Linked DNA regions of Homo sapiens: region 1 is linked to region 2. Evidence: read pairs that join two places in POLR2A ChIA-PET (ENCODE). Cell type or tissue: PC-9. All regions are shown on one strand. Each heading gives the region's core, and the rest is flanking DNA. Links, peaks and the distances in the headings are about the cores only. Region 1 overlaps TMED10 (transmembrane p24 trafficking protein 10). Region 2 overlaps BATF (basic leucine zipper ATF-like transcription factor).

Region 1 (5,381 bases), core at 145-5,144, 390 kb after region 2:
CTAACAGCCAGAGGAGGCAGCAGTGTGCTATGCTGTGAGGTTTCTGTGACCTCGGCAGGCCAACAGGCTGTGCTTTGCCCAAAGGGCTGTGGTTTCTTAGCAGTCTTGTGACAGCCAGCCATGATCTTACTGATACAAAAAGTGGTATTAACAGCCTTAGCCGGGCGCGGTGGCTCACTCCTGTAATCCCAGCACTTTGGGAGGCCAAGGCGGGTGGATCGCCTGAGGTCAGGAGTTCGATACCAGCCTGGTCAACATGGTGACACCAAGTTTCTACTAAAAATACAAAAATTAGCCAGGAGTGGTGGCGTGCGCCTGTAATCCCAGCTAGTCTACTCGGGAGGCTGAGGCAGGAGAATTGCTGGAACCTGGGGGGCAGAGGCTGCAGTGAGCCGAGATCGTGCCACTGCACTCCAGCCTGGGCGACAGGGCAAGGCTCCATCTCAAAAAAAAAAAAAAAAAAAAACAGCCTTGAAGAATAATTCTGGCTGTGCTGTCAGCCAAAGACTGAACAAACTGTCCCACAGAATGTTGGTTTGATAAAACACTGAAGCATATGGCATTAGTTCTCTTGAACTGTGTGTGTGTAGAGAGAGATATTTTAAATTTTTTAAAGCTGGAATTCAGTTATTTGTTAATGCCCAAGGTTAAGAAAAGTGATTTGTTTTTAATTCCTAAGACTTTTTCCCCAAGACCAACAGTTGTATATCTATCTATCTATCTATCTATCTATCTATCTATCTGGGGCATGGATTCAGTGCTGTTTAGTCTTGAACAACTGTTTTGTGTTTGGGAAATAACAATAGTCAAAGATAGTTTTTAGTTAAAATAATTTCAAACTTTCAAGGAAGAGGGCAGGATGGAGGAAAAAGCTGCAAGAGACTAGGAATGGTGATAATAGAAATTTGATGCTGATAAGAAGTTATTTATTATAGACTAATAAAAACTGACACTTATTTGGGTGACAGGGAGATGGAGGTGTACACAGAATGAGGAGAAGGACAACAGCCTTTTTCATCTCTGCGAGACTTGGGGGCAGCACAAAAGGGTTCTTCAAATGAAGGGCACCTTTGAAAAACCACAAGAACTATTTAAGACTAGATAATTGATCTTTACAGAAAGATAAGAGTATTTTTACCCAACAAAACAGTACGTAAGGGCATGAAGGAGGAGTGGGGTACAGGAAATAGAATGGGCTTTTGAAGAATGCAAACTAAGTAAATGAAGGAAAATTGGTTTAAGTGATTTAGGAAAATTGTCTAGGAATAGTGGAACAGAAGTTGCTCTCTCTTTGGACAGCACTTTGGAAGGGAAATATCCTAAAATGGAAGAAGATTGGAAATGACTGGTTAATTCTGCAACAGGAAGTAGTACAACAGTTGCAGCTCTTTCCTTGTTCAAATCCTCAATTGAATGAAACTAGGTAGCGTTATTTAGAGGCAGTAAATAGGAGCAAGTGATACAGTTGTGAATGGGAGACAGTTTCCGGTAGAGAATTTTCAATTGTTTGTTTCTGTTTCCAGGCTAGTTTAATTTAAATAAATAAAACAAGAAGACCTCTTTATTTGATGAACTTGAGTAAATTGAAAAATTTTTTTAAACCTTCATGATTCAGAAGAATCTTAATTATATTTAAATAAGATTATGTTAAAGTGCTTTTATAAGATATAAAACACTAGGGAGAATGTTCTCATTATTATAAGGTAGAAGAATAGGTAAAATGATTTCCAGTTTGTGGTTACTGCTTCTGTTCCCGAACTGTGGACCATTCTCAGTTGAATTTGTACTCTGTGGAATTTTACCTATTGTAATCTTTTTCTCCAACATGATGCCTGTCATTAAGGGTATTTATTTATTTATTTATTGAGATGGAGTCTCGCTTGGTTGCCCAGGCTGGAGTGCAGTGGCGGGATCTCTGCTCACTGCAAGCTCCGCCTCCCGGGTTCACGCCATTCTCCTGCCTCAGCCTCCCGAGTAGCTGGGACTACAGGCACCCATCACCACGCCCAGCTAATTTTTTGTATTTTTAGTAGAGACGGGGTTTCACCATGTTAGCCAGGATGGTCTCGATCTCCTGACCTCGTGATCTGCCTGTCTTGGCCTCCCAAAGTGCTGGCGGATTACATGCGTGAGGCACCGCGCCCAGCCCAAGGGTATTTATTAAATAACAACACATCAATGCCCTATTAGACAGTAGACATAGCTAGTTCCCCTCAAAAACAGATGACATTATTGTGGGTTTATATAAAGAATGCTTTGGACACAGCTGTCGTATAGCATTTTAGAACCCCTATACCTCCTGGAATTTCCATCATCCTTGGACTTTATAGACATTAGGAAAGGGGCTTTATCTTTCCTGACCTTTTGCTTAACCCAAGAGGGGAATCCCTAGCCCAAAGAAAACCACGGTGCTTCCTTTGCCTGCTTCCTGCTTCAGACGTCTGACATGTCCTAAGCCTGCCTTTACGCATGTAGTTACAACACAGCTCCAAGGTTCTGCTTCTTAACCAAGAAACTCCTCCCCACTACTTTCTTTAACATCTATCCCCACCCTCCTGCCCTTCACCCCTGCTCCCCAGCAGCAGACCAGATTGATGTAGAGGAGGAATGGCTATGACACAGTCCGAAGACCAGCCCTTTCTTCAGTCTGCAGCAAGGCTGCCTTGAACCTTGCTTAGAAATGGCTGTTAGCTGGCAGGGCACGGTGGCTCACACCTGTAATCCCAGCACTTTGGGAGGCCAAGGTGGGTGGATCACCCAAGGTCAGGAGTTGGAGACCAGCCTGGCCAACCTGGCGAAAACCCCATCTCTACTAAAAATACAAAAATTAGCCGGGCATGGTGGCGGGTACCTGTAGTCCCAACTACTCGGGAGGCTGAAGCAAGAGAATCACTTGAACGATTTAATTTCAGGCCCTTGAGATAATGGAGAGGCTTTATCTCCAGAGGATTTGGAATCTTTGGCATCAGCATTAAGATTCGGGAATGTGGCATACTTCTTTAATTTTCATGTCCAACACATCTCTCCCTCATATCTGTGGACTCATAATTCTGAAATCCCATGTGGTCCTGTAAGATTGAATAGTAATTGTACCACACTACCTACCTAAATTGTTATTAATTAATCCATGTGAAATTGCTATGTAACACAATACAAATGTAAGATGATATTATTTGGAAGACAGAATGCTTGTCATACTGTGAAGAAGCATTAAGTCTTGTTGTTTGAATTCTTTAAAGAGAAAGAATGCCTTTGTCCTCGGAAATAAAGCACTTTTGATTTTGATTTCTTGCATTTTATTTTATGAACCTCTGACCACTGTCTCACTTCTGCCCTTCAGAGGGTGTATCTTTGTAGATTCAGGATGTGAACCGAGCCACTTCTTTTTAGTTTGTCATCTGTGAACTAGAGCAGTTGTTTGTAGGGACTTACTGTCTGTGCAGTTGGGAGAATGCAGGCAATTACTGTCCGACAAAGAAGGAGCTATCTGACACATCTTCTAACTCCTGGGCTGTGTGTCCCACGAGTAAAATACCGCTTTGCCTAGGCGATTCTATTTGTCTGTCATTTGCTATCAATCTATATTCCAAAAACACAGCTGCCCTGGTTGGAGCAACAGCTGAAGACTTTCCAAAAGTTCTGTTTCTCTGAGTGCTCTCAGGAAGGAGGAACTCTGATTCCATGTACTAGATCCAAAGTCCTTTTTTTTTTTTTTTTTGAGACAGAGTATCACTCAGTTATTCAGGCTGTAGTGCAGTGGCGTGATCTTAGCTCACTGCAACCTCTGCCTCCCGGGTTCAAACAATTATTCTGCCTCAGCCTCCCGAGTAGCTGGGATTACAAGTGTGCACCACCACACCCAGCTAATTTTTGTATTTTTAGTAGAGACAGGGTTTCACCATGTAGGCCAGGCTGGTCTCCAACTCCTGACCTCAAGTGATCTGGCCACCTCGGCCTCCCAAAGTGCTGGGATTACAGGCATGAGCCACTGTGCCAGCTCTGTTATGTTTATCTTGCTTGTGTTAGACTAGATGGTCTTCACATTTATTGCTGTGCTCCTGGAGTTGGTGGGGGCTGTGGTGGGAGGCATGGAGGCAGCAAACTACTTTGACTGAATTTGTCTTGTCACAAGAAGCTTCTCTCTTGGATCTTGATGCTCCACCAAGGAAAAGAATTTAGAGATTCCCTAGAGGTTAGATTAACACCTCTGTTTTAAGAAGCAGTTTTTTCAGAGAATTAATACCTTTTCTTGGTACAGTTACATATAACTCTGTGAACTCTTTAGATTCAAATCTTCATTATAATGGAAGATTTGGATATGGTTTTAGAAGAGTTTAATTTTACTGGTATTTTGGAGGTGTTATACAGAAAAAGGCTTTGTAACTTGTAGCTTTTCCAAACAGTACCTACCATGACCAGTAAGAATGATGTTAATAGATATGGTGGTAGAGAAGGCTTTCTCCTAGGCGGCGGGCCTCATGAAAATAGATGCAGGCTGGGCGCGGTGGCTCACACCTGTAATCCCAGCACTTTGGAAGGCTGAGGCAGGTGGATCACCTGAGGTCAGGAGTTCAAGACCAACTTGGCCAACATGGTGAAACCCTGTCTCTACTAAAAATACAAAAATTAGCTGGGTGTGGTGGCAGGCGCCTGTAATCCCAGCTACTCGGGAAGCTGAGGCAGGAGAATCATTTGAACCTGGGAGGCAGAGGTTGCAGTGAGCCAAGATCGTGCCACTGCACTCCAGCATGGGTGACAAAGCAAAACTCTATCTCAAAAAAATAAAAAAAAGAAAGAAAAAAAATCAATGCAGAGTGCTTTTAGTATACAAGAAACACTTGCTTCAGGGGACCAGCAGCACTTAGCTACTTTGAGAAAGTTGGCTTCTTTGAAGAAGGCATAGAGTGGGCAGAACAGGTCAATTACAAGTGTTTACCAAGTCTCAGGTCTTTACGACTATATAAACTATAAATCATTTTAATTTCCTTGAGTTCAGGAGCCAAACTAGTGTGGAGGGACAGGATAAAAATAAAACAATTTGTGAATATGACAATATATGATTGAGTGTTAACTGTGTGACACAGTATGTGTTGTAGGGCTTCAGGGAAGACAGTGTGGACAAGAGTGGTTGAAGGAGGCTTTCAAGGAGGCTTGAAAGATAGGTCAGATTTGGGTACAGAGAGCATAAATGCTTTTGGAAGTCAGGGATTCTGTTCTCGAATTTTACAGCAGAGTTTGGCAGTTTAAATGCTGTGATCACCCTGGGTAGGGAGTTAAGAGACCATGGTACTGTTAATTTTGGTTGGACACCCAAAGGGCTGAGTAACTTTATGGAATCTTTAGTTTCCTCATTTGAAAAATGAGGGACTCACTGCAAAATG
Region 2 (5,381 bases), core at 89-5,088:
AGACCCCCAGAGGTTCCAATTTAATTGTTCTGGAGTGGTTGCAGGCATCAAGACTTTAAAAATGCTTCCTAAGTGAGCCAAATGGGCAAAAAATCATGTTCATAGTGGATTCCTTTTAATAATAACATAAGGCCAGGTGCAGTTGCTGTAATCCTAGCACTTTGGGAGGCTTCTTTGGCAGGAGGGTCATTTGAGCCCGGAAGTTTGAGACCAGCCTGGGCAACATAGTGATACCCAATCTTTACAAAAAATTTAAAAGTTAACCAGGCATAGTGGCACACACCTGTAGTCCCAGCTATTTGGGAGGCCAAGGTGGGAGGATCATTTGTGCCTGGGAGGTGGAGGCTGCAGTCAGCCATGATCGCACCACTGCACTCCAGCCTGGGAAAAGAGTGAAACCTTATCTCAAAATAATAAAAATATAACATAACTATATAGTGTTTGATTTTATTAAATTTGTTTGTTAACAAACAAATTAAATTTGTGAGACTTGCCCAGTTGTGAAAGGCCAAGCCCCTGAAACTACTGATATCCTTAAAGAGTTTATATTTTTACATATTTTCATTTTATTAAATATGTATTTTATTTTATCATTTATAGTATAATATTAAAAAATTTAAAGAGTTGGGAGACTATTTCTAGTTAAAAAAATTTCTAAAACAAAATGTCCATTTAAGCACACTACTATTATATTCTTAAATTGGTGGAAACAATTCTAAATAGTCCAGCACAGTTCATTCATATAATGGAAAGGCAAGAGCTCAGGGATCTATTCGTGTTTCATTAATTATAACTTTAACCGTTTCGTTTCCTTACCATTTACATTGTTGAGCTCTGTGAGGGCAGGAGCTATTATTGTCTTCACTGTTTTGTTCTCAGTGACAAGGACAGTGCCTGCCATAGAGTAAGTGTTCGATCAAATCACGTTGCTTGACTGCCAACTTATAATCTGGAATAATTTTCCAAAATCTGAGATGTGCCTATGAAGAAGGGTCAGCTGAGTAAATCTGTGATGTCCATGAGAATTCCTAGAGAGTGATTAACCACCACTCAAACACTTTAATAGCTTCTACTTTGTAAATCTGGGATACTTCCAAATGAATCCAAGAGATTCATTTTTTCAAAAGGCCTAGGTCAAACCTCTGTTTATTCCCCAAACTGAACCAACAGCGTGGGAGTGGCAGAATTACAACCACTTTAAGAACTTCGTCGTGCCATTTCCCTAGTTCAAATTTGACCCTCTCTCCATTCATACCCAACAAAGGAGACTTGCCTAGTTGTGAAAGGCCAAGCCCCTGAAACTACTGATATCCTTAAAGAGTTTATAAGCAACCAGAAAGAAGAACGTGTGTGTTCATGTAGGATAATATATCTGATTGATTTCTAGGAAAAGGGCAGGCTGTCTGCATTAAACAAAGGAACAGTGTAAAAAAAAAATGACAATATTGCTTTGTTCTTACATTTGCCCTCTCAATTAAACGGTCAAACAGCCTAGTGAGGTGCTATTGCTTCTCAACTTATGATCAGAGTTTAGGTTCAGAGAAATCCCCCAGGCAGGGTTTGAATTAGTTGGGTCCCCACCACATGCCCCATCCAGTTCCTGCTCCTAGCAGCACAATTGCCTTTATTTTATTTTATTTTATTTTATTTTATTTTATTTTAAAGACAGGATCTTGCCCTGTTGCCCAGGCTGGAGTGCAGTGGTGCTATCACAACTCACTGCAACCTCGACCTCTTGGACTTAAGCAAATCTCCCGCCTCAGCCTCCCAAGTAGGTGGGACCATAGGTGCATGCCTGGATATTTAAAAAAAATTTTTTTTTGTAGAGATGGGGTTTCACTGTGTTGCTCAGGCTGGTCTCGAACTCCTGGCCTCAAATGATCCAACCAACTCGGCCTCCCAAAGTGCTGGGATTACAGGTGTGAGCCACTGTGCTCAGCCCTACAATTGCCATTATTACTGAGTTCCTCCTCACTCCCTTATGGTCTTGAACTTGGTCTCCACCTTACCAAGCACCTTTCTGACCTTTGCCTGGCCTCGCAGCTTGGCCTCAAGGCTCTCTAGGCTGAGATCACCCTCTCCCCAGATCTTTCCAGTCTCCTCTTTGATTCACCTTTGATCTCAAATTCCAGGGCCTCAGGAAGGCCTCCCCTGATCGCTGCCCCAATCCCGTCCCTTAGACACTTTCCACATTGCATGATTTCATCTTCTTTGAAGCACTTTACATGTCATGTGATTAGTGTGTTTATTTGTTTTCCAGCCTGACTTCCAACTGACTGTAAGGTTCGTGAAATCAGAGACTCTGTCTGTCCTGTCCCTGCAATATTCTCAGTGCCTAGAACGAACTGTTCCTGGCTGATAAATATTTGTTGAGTAGATGAATCACTTCCGCTGATCTCAGCTCTAGTACTGATAATATGGCCTTTGCTTTATAATTTTCTGTGTCATCCTACTCTCTTAATGATAAGACATATTCTTATGCCAGCTGAGTACCCTTTTTTAGTTACAGGGTCCTCAGTTGCAGGAAATCACATTTTGGTCATAGGAATCCAGTCCCCTCTACTTGACTCTGAACTTTATCACTTCTGAGTTTTCATAAGAGCTTCATGTCATCTTTCTTGGTTTCCCTGTCTAGGGTGACCAGACATTTACTGGGACACCTGTTTTCCTGGTGTAATATTTACAAGTTCCATCTTCCACTCTCGAAGTATTCCTATTTGGGGTATAAATTATAAGGTCTCCTACCAAAACCTGATCCCCAAATTCGAGCTCAGTAATATTGTCTCTTTGTACTTGATGTCCTCCAGAGTTCCTTCAGCTCTCTATTTGGCCATTTTCTTCTGTTTCTTTAAAAATAAAAAAATACAGTATAACTACATTAAAGATATTTTTTAAAAGTTAAAAACGCCCATGATCCTAGTCCCTTAATACAGCTGTTTTCATTTACACATATTGAGATCTCATCCTTTTTGTTGACACAGGGTCTCACTCTATTACCCAGTCCAGAGTGCAGTGATGTAATCAGGGCTCACTGCAGCCTCAACCTCCTGGGCTCAAGTGATCTTCCCACCTCAGCCTCTAAAGTAGCTGGGTGCAAGCTACCACGCCTGGCTAATTATTTTTATTTTTATTTTTATATTTTGTAGAGACAGGATCTCACTCTGTTGCCCAGCTTGGTCTCAAGTCATCCTCCTGCCTTGGCCTCCGTATGTATTGGGATTACAGGCATGAACCATCCCACTTGGCCATCTCATCCTTTTGAACAAACATGCATACTTATTTTTACAAAATTTCAATCATAGTACACATACAATTTGTATTTTGCTTTCTGTCATAACTTTGTCACATCTACATAGTCAACATAATTTTTAATGACTGCATCATCAAATTGATTATCCACAATTTACTTAAAGTGGTCTTCTAATGCTGGACATCTTGGTTGCTATCAAATTGTCACTATTAAAAATAATGCTGAGATGAACATCGTGATGCACACTGGGTTTTGTCTCTGTTCAGTGATTTCCTTGGAGAAATTCCTAGGAATGAAATGAATGAGGCAAAGGAGGCATTCAATCTTCCCAGTCCTGAGAAGTATTACTGAAAAGGGGTCATATCAAGTATATAATGTCACCACTAGCGAATGCTTCTATCCATTTCACTACAACCTCACTGGCATTTAGGTGTTATAATTTTAAATAATTTACTTGTTGCCAATTAGCTTGATGAAGGCTTCTTAATTTCATGTTAATGTTACAGGTTGTCAAGTATTAAGGAGAAAGAACAACTTTCCATGTGTCTTTCTCCTTAGTGTAGCGTTCTCAACTAGGACTGATTTTGCCTTTCCAGGGACATTTAGCAAGTTCTGGAAATATTTTTGGTTATCAAACTAAGCAGGGTGAGGGGGTGTTCTACTGGCATCTTGTGGGTAAATTTTACATTTTACAAGGCACAGGACAATCCCCAACAACAAAGAATTATCGGACTCGAAGTATCAGTTCCACTGGGGTTGAGAAACCCTGCCTTAGTGTGTATCGTTTTCATAATCAGAATAGGAAATTAGGGTATTTTCATTTTGGTAGGAAAAATATTATGTAAGCTTTCTGTTCATTGCCTCTGCCCACTTGTCTATTGGAGTCCTGATGTTTTGCTTTATAAGAGTTTCTTTCTGTAGCATAAATATTAAACCTTCATTTCTTTAATTTGATGCAAATATTTTCCCCAATATGTCACTGCCCTTTCTAATTTTGGATTACAACTTTAAAATCTCTTTAAACAAAGAAACATTTACACTTCAGCCCCTGTCAAGTTTGGACTCACTCTCTTTCTGGTCTCATGTATAGCCGTATGTTCTGGAGCTGATGAGTGTCTAGGCAGTTCAAGTGTTCTGGTTAATGGCCTGCTTCTTGGCCCACCTTTGCAATAGGCCTTATGTAAACACCTGCCTAGTAAAGCTCTGTTCAGCAAAGTGGCATGAAACAAAAGCAGACTGGTGGGAAGGCAAGAGGTTTGGGTTCTTGGGCGTCCTCAGTTTCCTCATTGGAAATGTGGCAAGTCACCCTAGAAGATCTCTGAGTTCCCACTTAATTCTGAAATTTTATCAACAAGGTAGTATGACTATTATGATTGTTATTCCCTCCACAAGCCATCATGTGAACCCGTAGTGGAACCCTCTACAGATATCCCACAATCTGAAGGGGCCTTTATACTGTGGACCCAACCCACCCCTCCTAGGAAGCAGGGGACTAGACTAAGTTCAAAAGAGGGGAGTAAGAAAACCTCTGAGAAGCTTGCACAAGGGCACTCTGGGGAGACTCCCATTCTGCTCAAGAGAAGGAAGTCTGGGTGCTGCTGAGAATAGCTCCATCAAGACATCTGCTGAACAGGCAGCTGTCAGTTTGTGACCTAGGACCATCATCCTATGTAGACAGACAGTCATTCTTTTTTTTTTTTTTTTTTTGAGACGGAGTCTCACTCTGTTGCCTTGGCTGGAGTGCAGTGGTGTGATCTCAGCTCACTGCAAGCTCCGCCTCCCAGGTTCATGCCGTTCTCCTGCCTCATCCTCCCGAGTAGCTGGGACTACAGGCGCCCGCCACCACGCCTGGCTAATTTTTTGCATTTTTAGTAGAGACAGGGTTTCACTGTGTTGGCCAGGATGGTCTCAGTCTCCTGACCTCATGATCTGCCCACCTTGGCCTCCCAAACAGTCGTTCTTTACAGCATCAACACCAGCATGGAGCTGGACTCCCAATTTCCAATATGCCTCCCAAACTTAGCCATGCCGACCCGTCATCGGTAAGACAAGCAGTTAGGGGTGGTGGATTTCCTTGATGTGTTTTCCCTCCCCAAATGAAAATAGCCTAATTTTTAAAATTCTGATTTTT

The links. ChIA-PET counts read pairs that join two places held together with the same protein. Peaks named below come from ENCODE experiments on the same cell type or tissue, not always from the same donor. Only the 100,000 strongest peaks of a DNase experiment are listed, where the experiment ranks them.
Region 1: POLR2A ChIA-PET joins it to region 2 with 13 read pairs; 3 of 35 experiments call an interaction of 5 or more read pairs at or near these places.

What each region holds. Positions count from the first base shown.
Region 1 is chr14:75,142,271-75,147,651 of GRCh38, reverse strand. The region is part of intron 3 of TMED10 (transmembrane p24 trafficking protein 10); the gene reads left to right. Among named protein-coding and RNA genes, the nearest start is that of NEK9, 18 kb to the right of the region's middle. RefSeq lists a silencer at 1-186. In PC-9, for the core only: no CTCF peak of the experiment used is centred there; no DNase peak of the experiment used is centred there; H3K27ac peaks cover 1,149 bases.
Region 2 is chr14:75,533,004-75,538,384 of GRCh38, reverse strand. The region is part of intron 2 of BATF (basic leucine zipper ATF-like transcription factor); the gene reads right to left. Among named protein-coding and RNA genes, the nearest start is that of BATF, 13 kb to the right of the region's middle. RefSeq lists an enhancer at 4,714-4,783. In PC-9, for the core only: no CTCF peak of the experiment used is centred there; a DNase peak (open chromatin) is centred at 2,284; H3K27ac peaks cover 4,187 bases.